3 separate regions of the Homo sapiens genome follow, and regions 1 and 3 are each linked to region 2. Evidence: chromatin loops called from intact Hi-C (ENCODE). Cell type or tissue: dorsolateral prefrontal cortex. All regions are shown on one strand. Region 1 overlaps COLGALT2 (collagen beta(1-O)galactosyltransferase 2). Region 2 overlaps COLGALT2 (collagen beta(1-O)galactosyltransferase 2). Region 3 overlaps COLGALT2 (collagen beta(1-O)galactosyltransferase 2).

The links. Hi-C counts contacts between places; a loop is a spot of excess contacts. Peaks named below come from ENCODE experiments on the same cell type or tissue, not always from the same donor. Only the 100,000 strongest peaks of a DNase experiment are listed, where the experiment ranks them.
Region 1: it touches region 2 in a loop (2.3-fold over the local background); 16 of 110 quality-filtered maps call a loop at or near these places.
Region 3: a loop joins it to region 2, with 2.6 times the contacts of the local background. A loop is called at or near these places in 27 of 110 quality-filtered maps.

The regions. Positions count from the first base shown.
Region 1 is chr1:183,981,199-183,986,198 of GRCh38, forward strand. The region is part of intron 1 of COLGALT2 (collagen beta(1-O)galactosyltransferase 2); the gene reads right to left. Among named protein-coding and RNA genes, the nearest start is that of COLGALT2, 54 kb to the right of the region's middle. In dorsolateral prefrontal cortex, no CTCF peak of the experiment used is centred here; a DNase peak (open chromatin) is centred at 2,403; H3K4me3 peaks cover 1,166 bases; H3K27ac peaks cover 5,000 bases.
Region 2 is chr1:184,026,978-184,031,977 of GRCh38, forward strand. All of the region lies in intron 1 of COLGALT2 (collagen beta(1-O)galactosyltransferase 2), which reads right to left. Among named protein-coding and RNA genes, the nearest start is that of COLGALT2, 8.2 kb to the right of the region's middle. RefSeq lists a silencer at 4,438-4,732. In dorsolateral prefrontal cortex, no CTCF peak of the experiment used is centred here; a DNase peak (open chromatin) is centred at 2,584; H3K27ac peaks cover 5,000 bases.
Region 3 is chr1:183,935,589-183,940,588 of GRCh38, forward strand. COLGALT2 (collagen beta(1-O)galactosyltransferase 2) reads right to left here. Exons shown (of 12, transcript NM_015101.4): 11 at 4,993-5,000; 12 at 246-3,449. The coding sequence ends at 3,173. Among named protein-coding and RNA genes, the nearest start is that of COLGALT2, 100 kb to the right of the region's middle. In dorsolateral prefrontal cortex, no CTCF peak of the experiment used is centred here; no DNase peak of the experiment used is centred here; H3K27ac peaks cover 4,707 bases.

The DNA of each region.
Region 1 (5,000 bases), 46 kb before region 2:
TGAAAGTTGAAATTTAAAAATAAATAAAGTTTCATCAAAAATATATATGATATAATACAGTTTTGAAAAATGATCAGAGGTACACATGAAATAATTTAGCTTCTATTGCATCATTACTTTCACTGCTATTTGTAGGATGATTTAAAATAAATTGAAAGTAAATATAAATAAAGGCCAAGTGCGGTGGCTCATGCCCGCAATTGCAGCACTTTGGGAGGCCAAGGTGAGCAGATCATTTGAGGTCAGGAGTTTGAGACCAGCCTGATCTACATGGTGAAACCCGTCCCTACTAAAAAAAAAAAAAAACATTAGCTGGGTATGGTGGCACGTGCCTGTTAGTCCCAGCTACTTGGGAGGCTGAGGCAGGAGAATCGCTTGAACCTGCAAGGTGGAGATTGCAGTCAGCCGAGATCGGGCCACTGCACTGCAGCCTGGGTGATAGAGCGAGATGCTCTCTCAATAAATATAATAAATAAATAAAACACAAAAAACTCCTTTTCATTAAACATGAAACATTATAGTTTTTAATTGGTTTTAAATTGCCACTAAATATATTCAAAAAATTTTTTTTATCTCCTAAAATAATAATCTTTAAGAGAGGGAATGTTCAGGAATGTTCAAGAGAGAAAAATACATTGTTAAGCAAAGCACAGTGGAACTCTATTTAGATAGGGAATACATTTCTGTAAAATACCAAGAAACTTAAAACTATGTAACTTAAGCCATAGGGTGTAGAAAAATGGGACATAGAGGTATGTAAGTAATATTTGAAAATATTATCTTGTAAAATAGATACTTAAATTAAAACTAGCCTACTTAAAAACATTATCCAATAACTACAGATGACACCAATGGCCAACTTGATCTACTTTCAAGTGTCTTCTTGAAATTAGATGAGAACCAACTCTTCTCTTCTCGGCAAGGTCTAGGAGGGAGAACGACCCACAGGCCCACCTGGACATTCCATGGCCTGGAGAGGGAGAGAGGTGATGTGTGAATCTGACAGTTTTGAGGGATACCAGGTGAGCATGTTAGGACCAAGATGGGGTAGGAGGAGCCCTTAGCAACTCACAGAGGTGGGAAAGTGGTCCAGAAAGCAACGTGGAAGAAGGCCACAGGCTCCACTGAGTTTGTGATTGTGCCAAAAAGTGCAACGTCAGCAAAAGTCACATCCTTTGTGACTCATGGCCACAAGCTACCAACGTCCAGGGTACGCCATGAAGAGCGCAATGAGAGTCTAACCACTGGTCTCGTGATAGGAAGCATGCAGAGAGCAATTCCTGAAACTCAGAATTTACCATAAAGCACCTTATTCTTCACTTAAAACATTATGAAGAGGAGTAAGTTAAAACTAAGCAAAACAAAAATTCCTTATCACAGTGTTAGCCAAAAGCTATGAGATTTCTACATTATTCTTAAATTATTTATAAACGGCATAAGAGAATTTGCCAGGTGCAGTGGCACACACCCTTAGTCCTAGCTACCTGACAGACTGAGGCAGGAGGATCACTTGAGCCCAGGAGTTCCAGGCTGCAGTGAGTACAACTATGCCTGTGAATAGTCACTGCACTCCAGCCTGGGCAACATAGTGAGACCCCATCTCTTAAAAAAAATAGTCTAGGTAATTTATACAGCATCTACTTCTTTCCTTGGTTGTTGTTTCTTCATTACACAGGACTTCTTAAATTCTCTTTGCCTTCTCTACATCAATGCATTTCCTAATCCTTTTGACAAAGTTGGTCTTATCGTACGAAATGTGTTTTCCTGGTGTACAGATTAAACAACTCCAAAACCTGCCTAAGCATCCACTCCTGATGAACATCCTTAGAAATTAGCTGCCTGGAGTATGCAGAGGTACAGATGTCTAATTAAAAACAGATGCACAGATTTCAAATATTCTCTTTATTGAGTTAAAAAACTGTCTGTAGTGTTACTTCCCTGAATTAAGATTCTGTTTGTTCTCAGGCTTCTGAGGAAATGAACACGTCCTCCAGTTGTGGTTGGAGAGAGGTGCATGAATCCTGGTCTTTGAAGTGCAGGGCCAATCTCTCCTACACTCATTCCCAGAGGAGGAAGAGGAGGAAGAGCAGTGAGGGCCACACCAGCCCACCGAGGAAGCCTGGTGGTCCCCGCTTAAGACTAAGTTTCCCTGCTCCTCCTCCCCAATGTCAAAAAAGGCAAAAACACAGAAATCCAGGCAGACACTTCTAACTACTGCCTTGTAATCGCTCTGACAAAAGTATATTTCCATTTGAATGCATAATAATGAAAGCAACACAGGCCCTGGGCTATTCAGAGGGTTGGACAGAGAGAGATACCAAAGGCCCATATGCAAGCTTTCTGGAGGAAACCCGAGGCTGGTGCTAACGGTTCTATTTTCAGAGCCCTGTAGCACAAGGCAGCAACAGCGCAGTGCTTGTCCTGCTGCAGCACTCCACAAGCATCTAGACACAAAAACCTCTGCGGCTGAGGTGGATTTTTCCATGAAGCTAGGAAGCTGAGAACCCAGAATGTGTGAGGCCCCTCAGGAGGAGCTGAGGCACAGTGGCCCCTCTCTCAGTCTGAAGGCTCCTTGGAAAATGAGTACTGCCTCGAATCTGTTACCCTCCTCCCAACCAGACCAGAAAAGGCACCCAGAAAAATCGCAGACATCACTAATGGATTCCTTGAAGAAAACAAATGATGTGCAAGGACAGCTGGACATCTGGAGAGGTGATCTGCAAGTAATTGACAGTCAGTAATCAAACTGGAAAACCACAGATTGTGAAAACACAAATATGGGCTGGCTGGGTGACCATGTTTCCGGGAGGCTCATACGGCTCAGTCTTTGCCTCAATTCTCCAACTAGAGTGGATTCACACCTAAATCAACACCTCCACTCACTCTCTCTTCCCCAGATCTCTGACTCAGGATAAGACACCAAGGAAAGGCTGGACACAGTGGCTCACGCCTGTAATCCCAGCACTTTGGGAGGGTGAGGCGGATCACCTGAGGTCAGGAGTTCAAGGCCAGCCCAGCCAACATGGTGAAACCCCGTCTCTACTAAAAATACAAAAATTAACCAGGCGTGGTGGTGTGTGCCTGTAGTCCCAGCTACTTGGGAAGCTGAGGCAGGAAAATTGCTTGTACCCGGGAGGCGGAGACTGCAGTGAGCTGAGATCGTGCCACTGCACTCCAGCCTGGGTGAGAGAGTGAGATTCTGTCTCAAAAGAAAAACAACAACGACAAAAAGACAGCAAGGAGAGCTCAGCTCTTGAGCTGTTTTTAATTTTCTTTGAAGGTCATGTTGGGACAATAACTTTCCTTTACCTCTAAGGAGCCCTGGTACCCGCCAGCCACCAAGGTCTCTCCCTTCCACTTTTAGGGGAGCTGTGGCCCTGAGACAGCTTCAGTGCTCATGGTTGGCCACCTCTCTGTCCATGAGTCCTGGCCTGCTTTCTTTGGAGCTAGTACCTGAAAAGGGAGTGCTGGTAGAAACAGGTGCCACATCCACACTGGCCACCTCTTACCCTAATGCTGCCCATCTGCTTTCCCTCTGATTCTGCTTTTGGTTCCTATTTCCCCTTCTTCCTCTTCTCCAGCTGTGCAAGTTAGCAAAAGCCCATGAGTCTCAGATTCAAAATTGAATTAGGACTAAGGGAAACACGTATTGGAGATGTGATCACAGCACATGTAGGGATCCCCTTGGCTGATGATGCTCCCAGGTCAACAGGTGCACTGTCACCGCTACATGGAAGGGAGCACAAAGAGCAGACCAAGAAGTCAACATGTCTGCAGGATGAGACGCTTTACTGCTTGGCTGTGGAAAAAAAAATTGAGATTTATCTGGCAATGTCTAAAAACATTGACATTTCTCCTTGTTCCAGAAGTTAGTTTTCATTTCTAAGTCTTGCCTCTTAAGACTCAGAGCCAACTAGAAATAATTAGAACTGACTCATTTATTTTGACAAGTCCTACTGAGGTTGTTAGGGCTAAACTCATATTGGTAAGCATGGGGCCACTGGAATCATATTAAAGATGAAGACTGGATCTCTCAGCAGGTGGGACACGGAAACTGAGGACACAGTACTCCTTTATTTTATTTTATTTTTGAGATGGAGTTTCACTCTTGTTGCCCAGGCTGGAGTGCAATGGCACAATCTCAGCTCACTGCAACCTCCACCTCCCGGGTTCAAGTGATTGCCCTGCCTTAGCCTTCTAAGTAGCTGGGATTACAGGCATGCGCCACCATGCCCAGCTAATTTTGTATTTTTAGTAGAGATGGGGTTTCACCATGTTTGTCAGGCTGGTTTCGAACTCCTGATCCTCAGGTGATCCACCCGCCTCAACCTCCCAAAGTGCTGGGATTACAGGCATGAGCCACCGCACCCGGCCAGGACACGGTACTTCTGATCACTTCCATCTGTACTGAGACTCAGGGAATGTCCTCAGCTTCCCTGCCACACCCGAGAAAGTCTAAGACCTCTGTCACTATAGAAGAGGTCTGCGATTGGTGGAGTAGCAGGATGGCAACACTGGACAACGACTGATCTATTGATCTTGCTGCCTGAGAACCTGCAAAATACATTCCCCAGAGGCTCAAGGGAATGGCAGTGGAATGAACAACAAACTTAGTCACCACCTGGACAATCCTCACCATGACTAGTGAGTTGGCAAAGGTAAATTTTCCAATTCGAGACTTCAAACACTGAACTACCCTCTCAGATGCTTCTTGTTTTCATTGAGCAAAGAAGACTCACTGGTGTAGAAAATAAACAGCTCCACCTAAAAATAAAATTCCACTAATGAAAGCAACTACTGTAATTCATTTTCAAGAAAGGTCATATCATCGAGTCCCGCCACCTCTGTGTCCAGTCTCAAGGAAAGCCTCCCCAGCAGCAGACGTGCCAAAGGCAGAGACATGCTCAGCCACTCAGCAAAATATGCCAATTGATTCTTCTTTCTTGGTTACTGGGTAGAATTCTGTCTAAAGATCTGGAATCCTTTTTCTGGGTGGAAAC
Region 2 (5,000 bases):
CTGAGCCCCAGTGCAAGGAGCTTCATACAGTGGGTAAAACATTTGGGGCATTGTCTTTTAAAAAATCTTTTTAAAAAAATAGTCACTATTAGATGGAGATGGAACATATGTGCTTGACTTAATAATAATAACAAAAAAACACAAATGATGCATGCCTGGCTGGGTTTCTCCTATGTAATCCTGTACATTACTACTTCTCTTAATAAGAAAACCCCTTGGTCTTTTTGATGGCTTAAGCATCTGGAATCTGAAGTTTAGAATATTCCAGAGTATGCCAACTTTCCAAACTCTGAAAATCCCATGATCTGTACTTTAAGTGCATACATAGCCTTCTAGGAGCTCATCTTCTGCAGTTCCCAAACCAAGAAGAAGTGCATCCAAATCACTTATGTACATGCTTAACACACCAATTCCTAGGACCCCGCTGTGGACCATCTGATGAATGTGACTGAAATGGGCCCCAGAAATCCATGTATCTAACAAATGCTCCAGGTATTGTGATGCAACTGGCCTCTGAACCTGTATTTGGGAAACACTAGTTGAATCCAGCAGCCTTACACTAAAGGGTTGGCAGAACAATGGTAAGGACCATGTCCACTCATGGACAATGAACTAGACCAATGGGGACAAGTCACTTTTAGGCCACCTCAATTACTAATTTCAACATGATTACCTGGATTTATCCACATAGACAATCAGTGATGGTGGAATAAATAAAAGGATGTAACATTTTAAAAATCCATTGTTTTAGAAATCCATAGTTTGTCTTGCTAAATAAAAAGCTTACAATGGAAACCAACGTACCCAATAAATTTTATTAAAATCTAACAAGATTGAGGAAAGGCAGAGAAGAGGCTTGTACTTTTCTAAAATATTTTCGTATGCTGGCTGTTTCAAGCCTTACATGCCAATTCCACAAAATCCATTTGCAACACAAGAGATGGTCTGACTGTCTGAATACTCTCCCGCCCAACCTGTTTCTAGCACAAGGAAAGCAGTGGCGTGGAAGCTGCATATAAGCTTACTGTTCAATGGTGCAGTGATGACATGAAAAATCCTGATTCCACTTGGCAGCAACTTTCCACTATCTTGGCGGGTGTAAACCATAATCATTGTGGTGTGTGGTGCTGAGACAGGATTATGGGGCTGGCTGGCAACCAAGAAACTAAAAAACAGTCTATTAGTCCAGCAAGGGACTCCGTGTCGGGAATGCTATGGCCCCAAATGTCTACAACCACACTTTTCACAACTATCCCAAGAATTTAAGTTCTACTGTTAGTCTCTAGAAAATTCTACCTTTCCCAAGACTCTAAAATGCAGCAGTTTCTCACTTAATATGGCTTTCAGGGAGAACACCAATCAATGTACCTCCACAGACTCTCCTGTCTTAGAGTTATGTCTCTCTCTTGTGAGAATGAGATACTTGCCTTCACCACTGCCCTCCCCATCTCCAAAACATATACAATCACTCTCAGAAAGAAAAGGGACTGGAAAGAAACAGTCCTACTTCCCTCTTGGCAGCAATTGTATGCACTTTGGGCTTGGCAGTCCAAATGGGGAAAGCTCTATGTAAGGAACCTCCTCTCTGCAGCCTGATGTATCCCTCAATAGGTCTTGAAGTGATTCAACCTGGAAGGTAATGAACTATTCCAATAAAGCCAATGTGTGAATGAAATCAGGTACTCATGAAAATGCTTCAGCTCAGCAGCTTGTCCCAGACTCATCTTCTACCATACTCTTGGGGGTATACAGCCCAAGATCACTATTCTAAGATCATTATTTATGTTATTATTTGTGTTTCTGAAAGACATATCTTCTAAGATGTCTTCAAACATTAATCAGAAAACACTGGAGGGAAGGAGATTATTTTGCATTATGTTTGCAGAGGAACAAAATCTTATCAGTTAAACCAACAAGTCAGGGGACAGGCCTTAGCTTGCTGAATTTGACAAACAACTAAAATAATAATTGTTGCTTCAATTAAGTGAAACACGTTACAAAGTCAGCCCTAGCAAGATGTCATGGAGCTATTATTCAAAGTCTAACTCTGAAAGGATTTCTGTATGGTGCTCCTAGAGAGGAAAAGAAACGCCCTGCAGCCAAATCTGAGGTTTAATTCATGCAAGAGACTTGGCTAATGCCACCTACCACAAATGCTGCATTTTCACGGATCTGAACTACAGAAAGTTCCAGCAAATTAATTACAGCCACTCTATTTATATTCTACCTGACTTTTCAATTATTACCTATAATGAGATTTTTATTTTTATGAACATTAATGCACAGCTTTCCTACCAGAGGAGTAGAGAGCTAAGGGAAAAGTAATACAATCCTGATCCTTTTACCACTAGGTCACTCGCTGGCAGCTTGCCAAGCCTGCTGGTTCCCCAAAGTAGTTACTGCTTGGGTCCTAGGGTTCCTTCAGCAGCCTGAGGTGGGAGCAAAGCTCACCACCCAAATGTCAACATGGGTCAGGCAAGTCAAGTCAAAGAAAGACAGCGGGGACTAACTGCAAGTGCACACAGTGTGGGTCTGATGGGGACTGGGCTGCCTGGACAAAATCCAGGGGACAGCAGCTACTCAGCTCCAACAATAGTTGCTGTGTATGAATCCAGGCCTGGCAAGGTCAGGTGCTGGTTACATGGCATGTTTTGTCTGTGAAAAGTTACCAAGTTATACATTTATGATATATGAACTTTTGGATAAATATTACACCTCATCAAAAAGTTTTTTTTATTAGGGCCAGACCTTCTAGAGGCCAGAGAGACAAGGACAAGAGAGCAGGACGGGTGTTATCAGAGAGGCCTTCAGAGTACCTGCCTGGAACAGGTGTTATATGAAGCTGGCTTTTATTGTGCCACCCAGGGCATGGCTGTAGATAGGCTGGCAGTGTTTAAAGAACATGGGATAGAGAGATGGATTTTAAAATATCACACTTATCCAGAACTGGATATGTAAAACACTCATATTTGGGTTAAAATGAAAAGGATATATGTATATGTATAGAAAGTTTCTAGAAAAATATGAAAGAAAGTGTTAATATTGGTCACTGGCAGGTGGTATAGAGTAGATGGGAGATTTACTTTTTGTGATATTCCCAATCATACTTTTTTTATTACTTTCCCATTTAAAAAAGTCAGAAGAGCAAATTCTTAAAATAACTGAAGTACTATTAAAAATCCATAAAGACCCTAAGGGATTCAAATTTTTAAAAACTAACAATTTTTGATATGCTAACAACATATCAATTAAATGCAATTAAATGAACAAGTCACTCTTTTGAAATAAAAATGTCAAAACATAGAATACATACGTTTTGTAATTCCTGATGAATAATAGCTATAATTTAAACACATATGGTAAAAGTTCTTCATGATATGGTAACTGGGGAATAGGTGTAGTGGCCATACCATAGGCTAATGATTTTCTTTCAGACTTTACTGTATGTTGTTATGCTATGTCAAGAAATATGCAGAAACAAGCCTTATTATTGTCCTACTATAGTCCTATATAAGCCTTATAATGGTCCTACTATACTGTGCCATAGACTTGGAGACGGTGCCACACAGCAATATGACCCAAGTGCACGTTTAAGTGTTGGAAAAAGAACCAAGAGACAACCAGCAGCCTTCTCAGTTACAAGGCATTCATTGTTCATTCCTATGACCACCAGAAACAGACAAGCAAAAGGAACCTAAGAAGCACATGCTTATGTATTTGGAGTCACAAAGAAACTCCCTGGCCTAATCACTTGGATAAAGGAGCTAAAAACAGATCTGAGAAAACCAAACTCTGCTTAAAATACTCCCCATGCTCCTTTAAACCAAGAAGGATATTCATTATAAAATAATCAGCATTAAAACAGCTACACAGGATTAAAAATCTAGAAATCAGTTATCTCATTCCATAATCACCATGGGAATCTCTTAACTGCCCTGTGCTTTAGATGCCTCATCATGGAACTCAATATAATAAAACCAGGGCAACTTAGGCATTCTTACTAATTCTGTAGTTAAGCTGTCATAACTGGAACAACAGGATTGGTGTCATTTATTAGTCACTTCAGTTTTTACCCAGAGGAAATATTCTGAGCTCCAATCATATTTTGAAATTGGAGGTTGCAGGGAGGATTGATAATTTCTTCAATCATTTGGAATGAAGCTGAATTTAGGGGACAACCAAATCTAAGACTACTGATTAAAAAGCCTGAAAAATGGAATCTCTATTTTACCAATATGAACTGAAAATGTAGCCAATACGTGTATGATTAGTGCCACCTTAATCATTTGCCACTAATAATACTTGAGAAATTTCTTTCTACTGTTATGTAGCTATGATCACAGCAAGTGACCTGCATATTTATGTACAACCCACATTTTAGTCATAATCTGTCCCTATGAAATATACCAAAACAGATTAGAGTTCACTAAAAAGTGCCTGAACTAAGTGATGAAATTATCAAGACAGCGGAAGAGAACCACTAAGACCCTTGCATCATTCAAGTGGAAATGACAATTCTTATTTGAAAGAAACACTAGCGTTCTTATCTTCCCAAGTTGGGTCAACCGACAGAAGCAAAAACTAGAACTAATTGGTCTTTTCACAATCTTAAGCAGACCATCTGTACTCGGTCTGCAACATTAGCTGCCTGGGTCACATCCTGGCTCCACCATGCATTAGCCTAGTGACCTCAGGCAAGTTATTTATATTCTCTGTGCCTCGGTTTCCTTCTGTGTAAAGTGATAGAGTAGAATGTAATGGCATCTCCCACCTAGGGTTGTTGTCTGGAGTAAATCAGTTTTGATACCAAAGTGTCTAGAACAGTGCCTCCATGAATGTATCCTTCCTTCCTTCCTTCCTTCCTTCCTTCCTTCCTTCCTTCCTTCCTTAGTTCTTTATTTTTCCCTTCCCTTACCTTTTCCTTTTTCTTTTCTTTTGAGACAGGGTCTCGCTGTGTTGCCCAGGAAGAAGCACAGTGGCTCAATCTCGGCTTGCTGCAA
Region 3 (5,000 bases), 91 kb before region 2:
TGGGGGCTCTCTTCCATCTTTCTGTACCTTGGAATCCTTTTCAGCTTACATAACAGTACCCATCAGTTTAAAACAACCCTCACTGCACAGTAAGGGCAGCAACCACCCTCCCCTCATTTGCCATGGGGATCACACAGCAGTGATGGTTCCCCCTGACTCTGACATCCTTGGTCAAGGGCAGACCTGGTAATCTCTGCAGCGTTGGCCATTGATCAGTGCCTGCGGAAGCAATTGACAATCATATCTTTGAGCTAAGTTTTTTTTTAATTTTTCACAAAGAGCTCCAGAAGGCAAATAGTTTATCACTTCCCCACTCTGAAATAGCACGCAAGACAGATGATGCAGGGGAACGGGTGTCCACTCTTTCTTGTTCTCAGAGCTCCTGCAGCAGGCCTGAATGAACCGCAAGCGGGGCCCATGCAGCGTGTCCTCTGCAAAGTGCAGGTGTTCAGTCCACACACAGCAGCACCAGCACTGCTGATGTCACGGTTGTCTGTCCAGAAGATCCCACGTTAGATCCCAAGAGAAATCCAGACAGGGTTTAGCCTCCAGAGGCAGAGAGCGGGTGCCAGGCCCAGATGCAAAGGCCTCTATACTGACGCCCTCACATGACACTGCAAAGGTCAAATGTCAAAGGTCAAATGTCTTGGCTTAGGACTATAAGGGAGAGATAGGACAAATAATGAGGTCAAGGAACCTCTGGATTGCTGAAGAGATGACTTTAAAAAAAAAGTCACATCTGCGGCTCACAGTGTTCACCAGAAAAGAACACTGCTTGGGATTCTAGACCTGAGCAGGGAGAAACAAACCGGGCTAAAGGAGACAGAACTTTCTTCACAGTAGAACAGTCCTAGTCTAAAATGCTAGAATTTAAGTCCAAAGTCTTTTAAGAATGAGAGTTCTTAAATCTGTCAGACCAGCTGACAGGGGAACAGGAAAAAAAAAATTCTCTATTAAACAAAACACCACAAAAATCAACCCAAACTTCCTTCAACCCCAGCACCCCAGCCACCTCCCACCCCATTAAAAAAGTCATTAAAGTCATGCACACATGCACACACTCAAATATGAAAACAAAAACCAGATACCCAAGGAAATCTTAGGAATCACCTAAGGAATTTTCACTCGCTCCCCAGATGCTCTTTCTGTTTTTCTGGGGGTGGGTGGGAAAGGAAGTCACACTGACAGCTAAGTCTAAGCGGCACAATTTAGAGTTGGGTGAGTTCCCTTTCCTCCAGCGGCCTAGCTTGCTGGTCAGTGTAGAAGGGTACCCACAGTGAGTCGGGAAGGAAGGCCGAGGCTGGCGTCTGGTGGAAGGCAAGCTGCCTCTTGTCCTAAAGTGGGGACCCGCCCCTCACCTGGGGAGATGAGGCTGCCTTGACTACCTATTTGGTGATGAGACAGCTTGGTGATCACTTTCTCTAGACTCTGAGCCATGCTGTTCAACCTTAATGTGGCAATCAGTATCACATGGGCAGTGAACTGAAGAATTAGGTGTCTGGCTTAAAGTGTATCTTACACTCGTACACTAAGCTTGTGTATGTAGCACCACCCGCCTGTGGACTCTGCTCTGAAGGGCCCTCCCCATGAGTTTAAGTGTGAAGCTCAGGGTTTGGGGTGTGCACGGCCCCCCATATGGCTGCATGGTGCATGGACAGTGATGAGGAACGGTGCTGGTATGGGATGCCTGGGAGGGTTTTTCTGGAGACAAAAATTTACAGATTGAGGGCATGAGAACATAAACTTGAGGGAAACCACCATGATCTATACTAGGATGACAGATTGTGGAGTGGGAAGAAATCGTGTAGTCCAACTCTGCATTTTACATAAAATCAATCTGTGAAGAAAGCAGAAAGGACTCTTAGGGGATATCTTTTGAGAAAGGGTGTCCGCCTGGGATTCTAAGAGCTTCCCTGGTTGCTGGCCTAAATCAGGTGACCAGCCCTTTGTTTCTGACCAGGTTTCTCACCTGAGATAGAGAATCATTTGTTTCCAAATAGTTCAAATCCCCCCATCCACAGGCCTCCCCACAAGAGCCTGGCTGGGAAATTCAGGAGAATCAGATTGCCGAACCAATGTGTCCACACCCACCACTCCCCCGGGTGCCGTGGAAGTCTGCAACATCTGTTTCTCTGCCTTATCCTAAAGACAATATCTTCGCCCATTTTGTAAAATAAATAATTCAAAATATAATGAAAAAACTCTGGCAAGGATAGTTGCTGGCCTGAAAATGTGCTCTGTCTCTTAGCAGTGACTCACAGAACTCACACCTGCGGTGGGTTCCCAGGCTAAGGGGTGGAGCGGAGAGCGTGAAGCTCTGTAGCAGCGCGCAAACCCGGGACAGGGCAGGATGCACAGCCAGTCCTCACCCTTTATATATTACATTTATCTTTATAAATAGAGCATCCTGACTCGAGTGGCCATAATAAAAAAGCCAAACATTGAGTTTTTTCCCTCAAATACCTACACAAACTGTCAAATATCTACTAAATTATATCCACATGGCAAACTGGTCACCTCTATATGAGAACTCCAACTGCCATGATGGTCACAGGCCAAGTCTCAGTCGGACCCAAATACCCACCCCTACTGGATAACAGGGACTAAGATTTTTTTTTTTTAAAAAATCTACTTTTCAATAAGACTTGTGACAGAATCCTTTAAATAAAAAGCCAAATAAATATGATTTTAAGTGATTCCTGTCCCCCAAAAGTTGCACACACAAGTTTTCAATGTCATATAAAACGGACAAACTAGACCAATAAGTGTGGTCTAGTTGGCCTGGCTGCCTTGACTACATATTTGCTGATGTGACAGCTCGGTGATCACTTTCTCTTGAACAAGACTCTGAGCCATGTTGTTCAACCTTAATGTGGGAATCAGTATCACATGAGTAGTGAACTGAAGAATTAGGTGTCTGGATTACAGTTTATCTTAACAGTTTCCAAAAAACCTGTCTTTCAGCCGTCTTGGGAAATTTGGGTTGAATTTCCTTATTTCCTTCCATGGTCAAAAATATGTTAATTTCGATCTATCACACTAGATCACTTTGGTTAGATGACTGTGACCACTAAGAACAAAACAAAACAGAAAACTGGAGCAAACAGATGAATAGCCCTTTAGAAAAACCAGAGGATGTTGAACTGATGTGGGCCACACTCCCAGGGAGCCTTCATAGCTCATCCCTTGAAGGCACAGTGTCCAGGGAGGTTGGCGGTGGCAGGGCCTCTGTGTTCTTGGCATTGCTGTAGATGCGGCTTTGCTTCCGGGACTTCCAGGCATGTGTCCTATCCCAGTCGGTGGCCACTGTCTCATTGTCCCAGATGGTGGAGGTCTCCGTGTCACTCAGGTACCCCGGCTGGCCTGTGTAGTGCGTAGGGTAGATGAGCAAGGGTTCTGCAGAGAAGGCTTTCAGGTCCCTGGATTCATAATACTCCTTGTACTCGGCTCTGAAAACAAGAAGGTGGCCGGACACATGAGGGGGCGGAAAGGAGACTTACGGAACAGGGACAAAGAGTGAAGGAGGCCTCCTGGTTACCTCATGAGTTCATTTCATTATTTCAATTGTGTCATTTGTGAAAAACTTTAGCCTACAAACACAAATATTTCTTTAAAAGCTTTCCAAAGACAAGCTCCCAAGCAAAAAGATCAGGACATTTCTGACGTATTTGAATAGACTAGTTTAAAAGATGAATTTCAGGTCTGACTCCAAAAGTTAAAAAGTAAGCCCTGTTAGACCATAATGATAAATAAATACGATCACTTCACCAAAAATGCCCTGCTTTGGGATTAATAAATGAGACACCTCACATCTGGACAGCAGTGATGGGGCATGTGGCACGTGGAGGCTTAGAGGCACGCAGGCTTGGCTTTGTGCTCTAGCTCCCTGCTCACCACTCCGGTTCCAACAGGTGTAAAGGAGACGGATGACTTGGCCTCCCTCTCAGGGCTCCTGTGCAGAGTACATGAGGTGACATCTGAATGTAGTAATTTCCCTTTTGTTTAGGGGATAATGGTTTGACCTCCATGTTTCTGCTAGGACACAGAGATAAAGTCAGTCTCTGACATGTTATATACAAGAGGGCACACAACTCCATTTTTACTGAGGACAAGAGACAAAATGAACTGGTGGCAGCACAGGAAATCTCAACAGCTAAAATGAGACCATCTAGTGACGAGATCACCCAGCAACTGAGAGAAGGGGCCAAGGTTAGAACGAATGCTGCTCCATCAATGAATTTAGGAATCATTCATTAATGATTTAGGAGCTGCTGTTATGTGTAGCATTTGGACTAGGCTCTAAGGACACAGAGGCATAAGACTGTTACTGCCCCAAAGGGTTTATAGTTTATTGGGGAGATTGACAGGTAAATCATTAATTGCCACACCTTTTGATAAGCGCTAGGTCAGGGTAAGCTCCTGGGCTATGGGAGCCCCAAGCATCACACTGCCCTTCTTCCATGGACATCATGCTCAGGTATCAGGTCCACACTCCCTGAACCTCTTACACACCCCTGCGATTGCAGGAATCACAATATATCATGATGATTTGTTCATGAGTCTGGGTTCCTGACCAGATTGTGAGCTATGCAAAAATGGGTATCTCTGCTTAGCCAACAGTACCCAATGACCTGAGCCAAAGGAACTGGAAATTTTGAGGTGCTTAGGAAGATGGCCTTCACCTTGAGGTGTATGAGGTTATGGAAATAAGAAGAGCAAAGACAAGGAGGGGACCAAGCACATTACATTCAGTTCAACTACAAACTGGATATTACAAGAATCTCTGGGCAGGACACTCACCATCTCTGCCTCACCTTCCCATCTGTACAAAGGGATAAATCACCTGAGTTAGGCTCTCTTAATCATAATTATGAGAAGATCATTTAGGAAAGCAGTACAACTTTAGAAAATATCAAGTACTACCAGAAATGGAGAGCATAATTCATGAAGAGGCTGTGCCCAAGGGAAGGCAGGCAGTTCAGGGAGACTCACACGGGATG